2 separate regions of the Homo sapiens genome follow, and region 1 is linked to region 2. The links are chromatin contacts, found by Hi-C or POLR2A ChIA-PET in ENCODE. All regions are on one chromosome and are shown on one strand. Each heading gives the region's core, a stretch centred on a gene start or an enhancer-like site at or near the end of the contact. The rest is flanking DNA. Distances are from core to core; before and after follow the strand shown.

What was found. Hi-C counts contacts between places; a loop is a spot of excess contacts on that map. ChIA-PET counts read pairs that join two places held with the same protein, here RNA polymerase II (POLR2A). Pooled maps may share reads with other maps.
Region 1: a loop to region 2 is called in a pooled map, with 5 times the contacts of the local background. The contact joins two enhancer-like sites. A Hi-C loop is called at or near these places in 1 of 37 single-sample maps with no recorded cell type and 8 of 50 pooled maps. POLR2A ChIA-PET finds 5 or more read pairs at or near these places in 3 of 52 experiments (CD4-positive, alpha-beta T cell, GM10248 and activated B cell).

What each region holds. Positions count from the first base shown.
Region 1 is chr14:91,869,244-91,873,345 of GRCh38, forward strand. It overlaps FBLN5 (fibulin 5), which reads right to left. Exons shown (of 11, transcript NM_006329.4): 11 at 168-1,142. The coding sequence ends at 981. Among named protein-coding and RNA genes, the nearest start is that of TC2N, 3.8 kb to the left of the region's middle. Within about 2 kb of position 2,853, at least 27 of the 41 ENCODE cell types and tissues checked have a DNase peak (open chromatin) inside an H3K27ac peak, as active enhancers do.
Region 2 is chr14:91,364,149-91,368,442 of GRCh38, forward strand. All of the region lies in intron 3 of CCDC88C (coiled-coil domain containing 88C), which reads right to left. Among named protein-coding and RNA genes, the nearest start is that of CCDC88C, 52 kb to the right of the region's middle. RefSeq lists enhancers at 12-231, 892-1,141, 1,501-1,590, 3,328-3,407 and a silencer at 352-401. Within about 2 kb of position 2,788, at least 5 of the 41 ENCODE cell types and tissues checked have a DNase peak (open chromatin) inside an H3K27ac peak, as active enhancers do.

The DNA of each region.
Region 1 (4,102 bases), core at 1,603-4,102, 510 kb after region 2:
CTATTTCTCTGCCCCACCGCCCCCCTCCCATCAATTTGCCAGAGTCACAGATAATGCCCTAGCTCTCTGGAGAGCTTTCTAAGCCAGCGCACAATAAACAGGTTTAAACAGAACTAGAACCCCAAAGGCTGACTCGTCTATGATGTCAAAATGAACCAAACACAAGCTCTCTTCAAATATTTAATCAGTTTGGAGACCTCTGCATTCCAATCCAATTGGGTAAAAATTCTAAAGAAAGCAAGATTAAGGGGTCCTCAAAGAAAACACTGGGCTAAAATGGAGAGGAGACTGGGTTTGGGAAGACAGAACATAGCATGTGTCTGAAGGCCTTTCGAAGGAATTCTACGACATATTTTTTAAAAATACTCAAAATGAACAAGACAGAATTAAACCGTTATACAAATTTAAGGACAACTGAAACTTCTTTTATGGTTGAAAATACCAGGCATGGTTTTGAAACACATTCTCTAAAAACCCTTCGATCCTGCTGTGGTTTGTTTACATAGCCTTCTCTGTGTACGCAAAAAGCAAACTAGCTACTCCCAGGGTTCCCCGCCAGCTCCCGGGTCTTTGCAAAGCAGTAACACAGTGAGAGAAGGAGTGGAAGAGGTGAAGAAGTGACAGCAAGCTGTTCACAGTCTTTGAACATAGACTCAGACCCCCGCAAACCTAATCTATTTTCTTTGAAAATAGTGGAAATAAACTGAAGGCCTTGAAAATTCACCAACAATCTTCTATCAGGGGAGCAATGATAATACTTTTTGATAACTGTGTCATAGGAACTGGGGGTGGCAAGTCCTGCAGGGTGACAGGTCTGCAATAGTACAGGTGAGAGTCAGGAAGTCGGGGCTGACTCTTCGGGGAAACGTTCAGCAGGAAATGCCTAACGTCTGTGTCGCTCTCATTCTCTCTGTTATTTCCTCTCTTCTCCTGTCCCTTGGTGCCAATGAGAGGCAGCGTCGGAGGCTCCAGCCCGAGGCTCAGAATGGGTACTGCGACACATATATCCGCAGTCGGATCACGGAGCTGCCTCTGAAGTTGATGACAGTGTTGACAGTGATCATTTCCAAGTCCAGCTGGATTTCCCGGGGCCCTTTGATGGGGCGTGTCATCACCAGGGTGGCACTGATGGGGCCCGTTTGCTATGGACAGAACCGGGGAACACCAGTGAGAAAAGGCCTGCATGGTGGCCCTGCAGCCCCACCTGGGCGCTCCCTTGCCTCCGTCAGTCAAACTGGCACCCCCTCGGTGCCTCAACTGTGCCATGCTCTTTCCCTGGCTTTGCCCACTCTCCACCTGGTTCTTTTCTGCAAACCCTTCAGGTCTCATCTGAAAGGTCACTTCCTAAGAGGAGCCTTCTCTGGTTCCCCAATCTAAGTCAGGTCCCCCTGCGACCTCTGACGCTGCAGCCTTTACTTTGTACAGGATGGAAAGCATTTATGACCATGTATGATTGTCCATACTGTCTACCTGATCCGTGTCTGATATCTAGGCTCCCACTAGGCTATGAGTTCTGTAAGAACAGGTACTGGGGTCAGGCTTTTCACCACTGAGTCCCCCTAGAAGCCAGCATGGTGCCTTGAACACAGAAGGTGTTCAGAAAACATATATTGAATGATGAACGAATCATTGATTGAAACTTCTGCATGGCTTAGGGCTGTCACTTCACCCCTCTGGGGCTCATCTCTCAAATGAGGGTTTGGCATTGAGTACATACACATGGACACAAAGAAGGGAAAAACAGGCACCAGGGCCTGCTTCAGGGTGGGAGGCAGGAGGAGGGAGGGGATTGAAAAACTACCTACTGGGTACTATGCTTATTACCTGGGTGATGACATCATATATACACCAAACTCCTACGACACAGTAATTTATCTATACAACCAACATGCACATGTACTCTTGAAAGTGGAATAAAAGTTTTAAAAAACGTTTTTGAGGAAAAATAAAATGAGGGTTTGGACCAGATCAGTAATTTAAAAAAAAAAAAAAAAAGGCATCAAAGGCTACTGGAACTTTTTTTGTTAAACTAACAATTCCAGGGGCCCATTCCAAGATTTTCTATGTCAGTATATTTTTAGGTGATGCCTGGGAAAGGTGGAATTTAAGAACCCCCCTCTAGGCACCCTAGAGTCATCTCCAGCTTCACCATTCTGTAACCTGATCACTGTGGTCCTAATAATTTCGCGTGAACTCTCTCCTCCACTGAGTCTTTTTCTAAAACTTTCAAGGAGGAAGGCAGAGAGGAATGACATCAACTGAGCACCCATCATGTGTGAGGCACTCTTCTAACCATGTTTATGTACATCTGCTTATTTAATCCTCATAAAATGGCCAGGCACCATGGCTCACAACTGTAATCCCAGCATTTGGGAGGCCGAGGTGGGCGGATCACTTGAGGCCAGGAGTTGGAGACCAGCCTGGCTGATATGGTGAAACCCCATCTCTACTAAAACTAGAAAAATTAGCAGGGCATGTTGGCAGGTGCCTGTAATCCCAGCTACTTGGGAGGCTGAGGCACAAGAATTGCTTGAACCTGGGGGGCAGAGGTTGCAGTGAATAGAGATCGCACCACTATACTCCACCCTGGACAACGGCGAGACTCCAGCTAAAAAAAAAAAAAAAAATTCTCATAAAACCCTGAAAGGCCTTGCCACTCAAAGTGTGGTCCCTGGACCAGCAGCATGGGCATCACCAGGGAGCTTCTTATAAATGCAGAATCTCAGGGCTAGGATCTACTGAGCCAGAATCTGTGGCTTAACACAATCCCCAGGGCTTTGTGTGCACATTAAGTATTGAGAAATATTGATCTAAAAGCACAGGACCCAGGTGGGGGGGCCCTGGCTGTCCTTGTCTAAGTGCTGTATGAAAGGTATGACTCATTACTTCCCCGTTTTATAAGTAAGCAAACTGAGGTCCCATGAGGTTAAATAATTGCTTAGGGTTACCCAGCTAGTCTTGGGCAGAACCAAGGGCTTCCATTCAGGTATTTCTGACCCCAAGCCCCAGGCTTTTTTCACTGCACAGCAGGTATCAGAAGAGGCTGATGTGTGTTTCACTTCTTCCTAGCACCCACCTAATGAGAGATGCTCGCGGTCAGTGCAAGGGACAGATATTGGCACTGTTAGAGGAAACAGTGTGAAGAAGAAAAGGGATGGGCTGGACAATCACTTCCCATACACTGCAGAGCCCAGCCCTGTGCCCAGAAGCTGCAAGCAACAGTCTCTGCAAAATAAAGGAACCTAGCTGGTTTAAAGCTACACTAGATGTTTTATCTGTCTCCATAAAAGGAGGGCGCCCCATAAAGTTCTGAACATCCCCAAGAGCCACCACAAGTAAGACAAGGGTGGGGCTGGCAGACAGGTGCAGGCCAGGCGCTGGGACCTCCCCTATCCATGAGGCTATCGGCAGCCTGACAGCCACACAATTTCCTCTTGGCACTGGTTCCTCCTGTTCCCGTCAGCATCCACGTTATTGGCACCTCCTCACGCAGATTTCTTGGACTTCCTTGTCAGCCCTTACGAAACCTGAGCCCTGGGCCAGGGCTTCAGAGGGTAAAGCCACACAAGGAAATGCCTGCAGCCTTTACATATACAAATATCTCACCAGCTTTCACTGCGTGAACAAAGACCAAGAGTTGAGAACCCTGAGCTAGGGACAGCCCTCCAGAGGGAGATCTGCAGAGCCCAAGGTCTGGAAGGGAGAAGGGGGCAAGTGCAAACTTCCAAGTTGTTCCTTTGGGCTCTCCTGGTAAATGTCTCCTGAGTACGAAAGAATCCTCAACTATCCCATTTGAAATCCTAGACTCTCCCATTTGGAAGTAACTGCAGAAGCTGGTGAGTCCGGCCTCCACCTGGGTCCACCCTACCCACAAGCACCTGGAAGAGCTCAAGTACCTGCCACAAGAGCTGAGGACAGCCACCTCCACATTCGGCTTTTAGGGCAGAGCCAGGGCATTAATGAAATAAACCCCTGAGAGCCCGTGGGCATTAGTAGGCTTGGTGGTGCGAAAAGATGAGGAGGAGGAGGATGGTGGCGACAGTGATGACGGTGGTGGTTATGATGCCAGGCATCTGGCTACAACCTTTCCTACACCTCTTAA
Region 2 (4,294 bases), core at 1,538-4,037:
GAGGCCTCTGTCTTGTCACCGGTCCTTGTGGTCTGATGGACAGGGAAGAAGAGGGTCAGGCTTGGCACATGGCCCTCCAAGGGAACCCCCTTCCGCAGAGCACATGGTAGGGGTGTGGCATTGCAATCCAGGGTAGATTGCACTCCTCCCCACTTCTCCTTTAGGTTTGCTTTCGGATCCTAAAATAAGATTTTGCTTTTCATAAATGACTTGCTTTTCAACTGCATCCTGGAATGACTCCTCGGCCAATTAAATGCTTTAAACAAACCAAAAGAAGTCAATGAACAAAGGGTCAGAGGCAGGTGCATTTGTGTTTTGGATACTGCAGGGGCCACTGGTGTCCCTAGGGGTTGGGGGAGAGCAAGGCTGAAAAGCGCTTTGTAATCTCACAAGGGGAGAGGGCCCACCCACCTGACAACACCCTGGCCTCAAATCTAAAATCTAGGCTCTTATCAGTCACCCCAAGGGGGAGGGTTGGGGTGGGCCAGGACCCCCTCAGGAAGCATTTGTCACCCCGGCAGGAAGGTGGCAGGGGCAGCAGTTGTGTCTGCACACGGTGTCAACAAGCCTCCATTCCCAGCTCCCAACCCAGATCACAGGAAGCAAACTGAAGGTGGCCCAGAGCATGCTGCATCTCAAGGCCTGTAGCGGTGGCTTTCCAAGGTCACAGGCGTAGAGTTCTAAGAACAGAACCAAAGAGAAAGCTGATTCTATTAGAACCTGCTGGGGACAAACATCAATGTACTTGTTGAGAAATCGGGACCATCCCCAAAACACAGGATACAGGTGTCCCACTCCAGGCTTCATAGGCAATGAAGCTCTGACAGGGGAGGACGACATCAGATCGTAGCGGCGCCTGGTTAGGGAGTGACGCCCATGCTGGGTGGTGGGGCCACTGCAAACAAGACCAGCGTCCAGGCCAATGCTGTGACGCTAAGCACTTGTCACTGCTGGCTCCAGGAGGCCACAGGCACCCTACGGTCCCCTCCAGCCTAAGTGCTCTCCTCCTCTCCTCCAACTCCCTCACCCCTCACCCCTCACCCCTCCCAGGCAGGTTTCACCTTGCTGGGGCTTCTGCCCTCCTGAGAGGCAGGACAGAATGAGAGGCAGGACAGAATGAGTGGCAGGCAGGTGTCTGGAGCCCATGAAGCAGGTAGGGACCAGGACGGGAAGGGACTAGGCTGGGAAGGACCCAAGGAAAGGGGTCTGAGCGCCTCCCTTCTCCACCTACGGTGGCCCCTCACGCCCCACATGACCCTGTATGGCTCCTGGGGCTTGTAGATGAAGCTCATTTTCTGTTTTGTCCAGTTGAGGCCATTAAACTGTTAGGGGGACAGGCCGCCTCATTCCTTTTCAGCCAGTCTCTATCTGGGACTTAGAAATGGTGCATCCACTCAACCACGTTCGCCACGGGCTCAATGTCTTGGAGACCCTGAACTGAGCCTGTGCTTTCTTTTGGGACCTCCACCCTTGGTTTGGCAACAAGGTACTCAGCTCAAGTACCTTAAATGACATCCTTAGCCCCGCTCTGAGAACAAGTATGTAGACCCCAACTCTGAGTCAACCATCTACTATGCAATCTGTCAACCACAGACTATTAAAGGCCCAAATCCTCCCCAAAACTACAAAAGGAAGCATGAAAGAGGTGTGAGATTAGAGAACAGCACTCTAACAGTCTTGCTGCAAATTAACGCTGGGGAACGGTTCAGGACGCTATGGCCACTCATCCCATTTAGGAAGGCAGCAAAGAGTGCTCAAAGGTGTAAAAAGATACATAATTGTATGTACAGTAGGAAATGGATGTTGAAAAAAGAAAACAAAACCTCAAAGGAAATATATTACACTAAAATGACAGAATTTTCTTTATTAGAGTGATTAGGGCAAGAGCAAGTTTCCCCAGCATTTTCTAAATATTCTGTAAAGGTTCTCACAGAGACCATATAGTCAGAGGCATCTATTTAACTAGGTATTTCAGCTGTGAACATGACAGACCTACTTAAAAAATACACACACACACACACACACACACACACACACACACACACACACACACAGGGCTGGGCATGGTGGTTCACGCCTGTAATCCCAGCACTTTGGGAGGCCAAGGCGAGCGGGTCACCTGAGGTCAGGAGTTCAAGACCAGCCTGGCCAACATGGCAAAGCCCCATCTCTACTAAAAATACAAAAACTAGCCAGGCACAGTGGCATGTGCCTGTAATCCCAGCTACTTGGGAGGCTGAGGCAGGAGAATTGCTTGAACCCGGGACGCAGAGATTGCAGTGAGCCGAGATTGCGCCACTGCCCTCCAGCCTCGGCAACAGAGCAAGACGGTCTAAAAAAATATAAAAATAAAAAAAAACAAGAAACAAACAAACAAAAAACCATGTATCTGTATCTATATCCATATATCTATAGCCACTCTTTCCTCTGAGACAATTCACCAACTATCCAAGATGAGGAATGAAGTAGATTGCCATTTTAAATAATAGCCACAAAAAGCAAGCTGCACCTTCAAGCATCTTCTCATCAGGAGAAGCCAAGCCTCTTGATTGGGAAGAACAGATGGGAGCCAGGAGCACCCAAGGGGTCTGTAACCAGTGAAGGGGGACGGGGTCCTGGGCGAAAGGCTGACTCTCAGGGTATAAGCCCTGTGAAGACAGAGCCTCAGAGGTCCCAGAAAAGGCCCACTCAACACCTGAGGCAAAGTAAGGGCCTCCTGAAAAGACTTAACAACCTGCCAGGGCCATCTCAACCACTGTGCCTGCTCCAACAAAAAGGTCATTTTCTCCGCAGGTGGGAGAAACATTACAGTCCTGGGAAAGATGCAGGTGGAAACACCGTTCTGTGCATGTGGCAGAGGTTAGCTTCAGTATCCACTGAAAACACTAGGACAGTTGGACCAAGAACAATGATTTCACGAAGAAATGGGAAGAATTATTTTTCTCCTTCTAAGTGAAACTGAATCTCGCAGCTTGATATTTTACCAGGAAGGAAGAATAAACGCTGCCGAAAGCCAAGCGTTTAGGCCCACAGGATGCCCCTCATGTGGCTATGAATGGGAGCTGCTAATGCAGAATAAATGAGAGGGAAATCCCAGAAAAGTTAAGATGAACGCCCAGCACAGGCATTCAGGATGAAGGTGACGCTCACGGTTGCCAAGGAGACCAAGATGGTCCAAACAGCAAAGAGAGCCTTCCACACAGCCAAAGCAAAACCACAAAGAATGCCGCTGTTGACCCACACACGCTAACAGTCAAGACTGAAATAGCAGAAGCATGAGTGACGTCGGCTTCGCAGGTGCACCCAGCACACCTCTAGACACCGTCTTCCCTGGTGCCCAAAGCCGGGGCATTTTCTACACCTTTAGGTCTGCTCTGGGGTTCAGATATTCAGAAGACACGTACTGTGTACACCTTGCAGCGAGCAGAGAACTCTCGGCCTGTCTGGGAGGGAGGTAGACAGTGGCAGCACAGCACAGGGAGTACTGCCAAACTGCCCAGACAAGTCTGGGAAGGCTTCCCAGAGGAGACAGCTTCTGAGCTGGGCTGTAGAGAATGCTTAGGAGTCTGACACGTGAGGGACAGAGCCAGGAAATGTATTAACTGCTAAGTGTGGGCAGCAAGTCAACCCTTCGGTTACCCTGAGCATCAAACTGAACTACCAACACTCTCTGCGCTTCCCACGAGGGTGCCCTTCCTCCCACAGCCCCATTACCACCAGATTACCACCTGCCAGACCCTACTCGCCCTCCAAAGCTCAGCTAAAACGCCCCCTCCTCTAGGCAGCCACCTGATGCCGGATGATTTTTTTCTCCCCTGAACTCCTAATGCTTCCTCAGCCCCCTTCTGCGGCACTTTCTACACTGTGCCATGTCAATCAACTCCCCACTCCGAAGTGGCAAAAAGCTGCTAATAGTGACAGTTGGGAAAATTAAATCAGAAAATATTCCTCAAAATATATATTGAGTACACAGTTTTTAAAAACCTCTTTTGTGGAGGAGGTGTCTTCTCTGTCTCTTCCATGTTGACAAGGGAACCAAGATCTGAAAACCTACTGTTCTGCTCTATCACTGCAATGAGGGTGGTTTCTCTGCTAATTCCTGTGCCTTGAAACCTGGAAAATCTGACACCATATTCCTTAAGATTCACAGCCTGTAGCTGTTAACAAAAGTTAAAAACATTTCAGAGGGAAAAAAAGCTTCGAATTTGTTTTAGAATTTTCCATTAGAACTTGTGTAAGTAGAAGATTGAATATAGATTTTTAAAAACATTCCAAAGTGAACTGGTAATGCTGG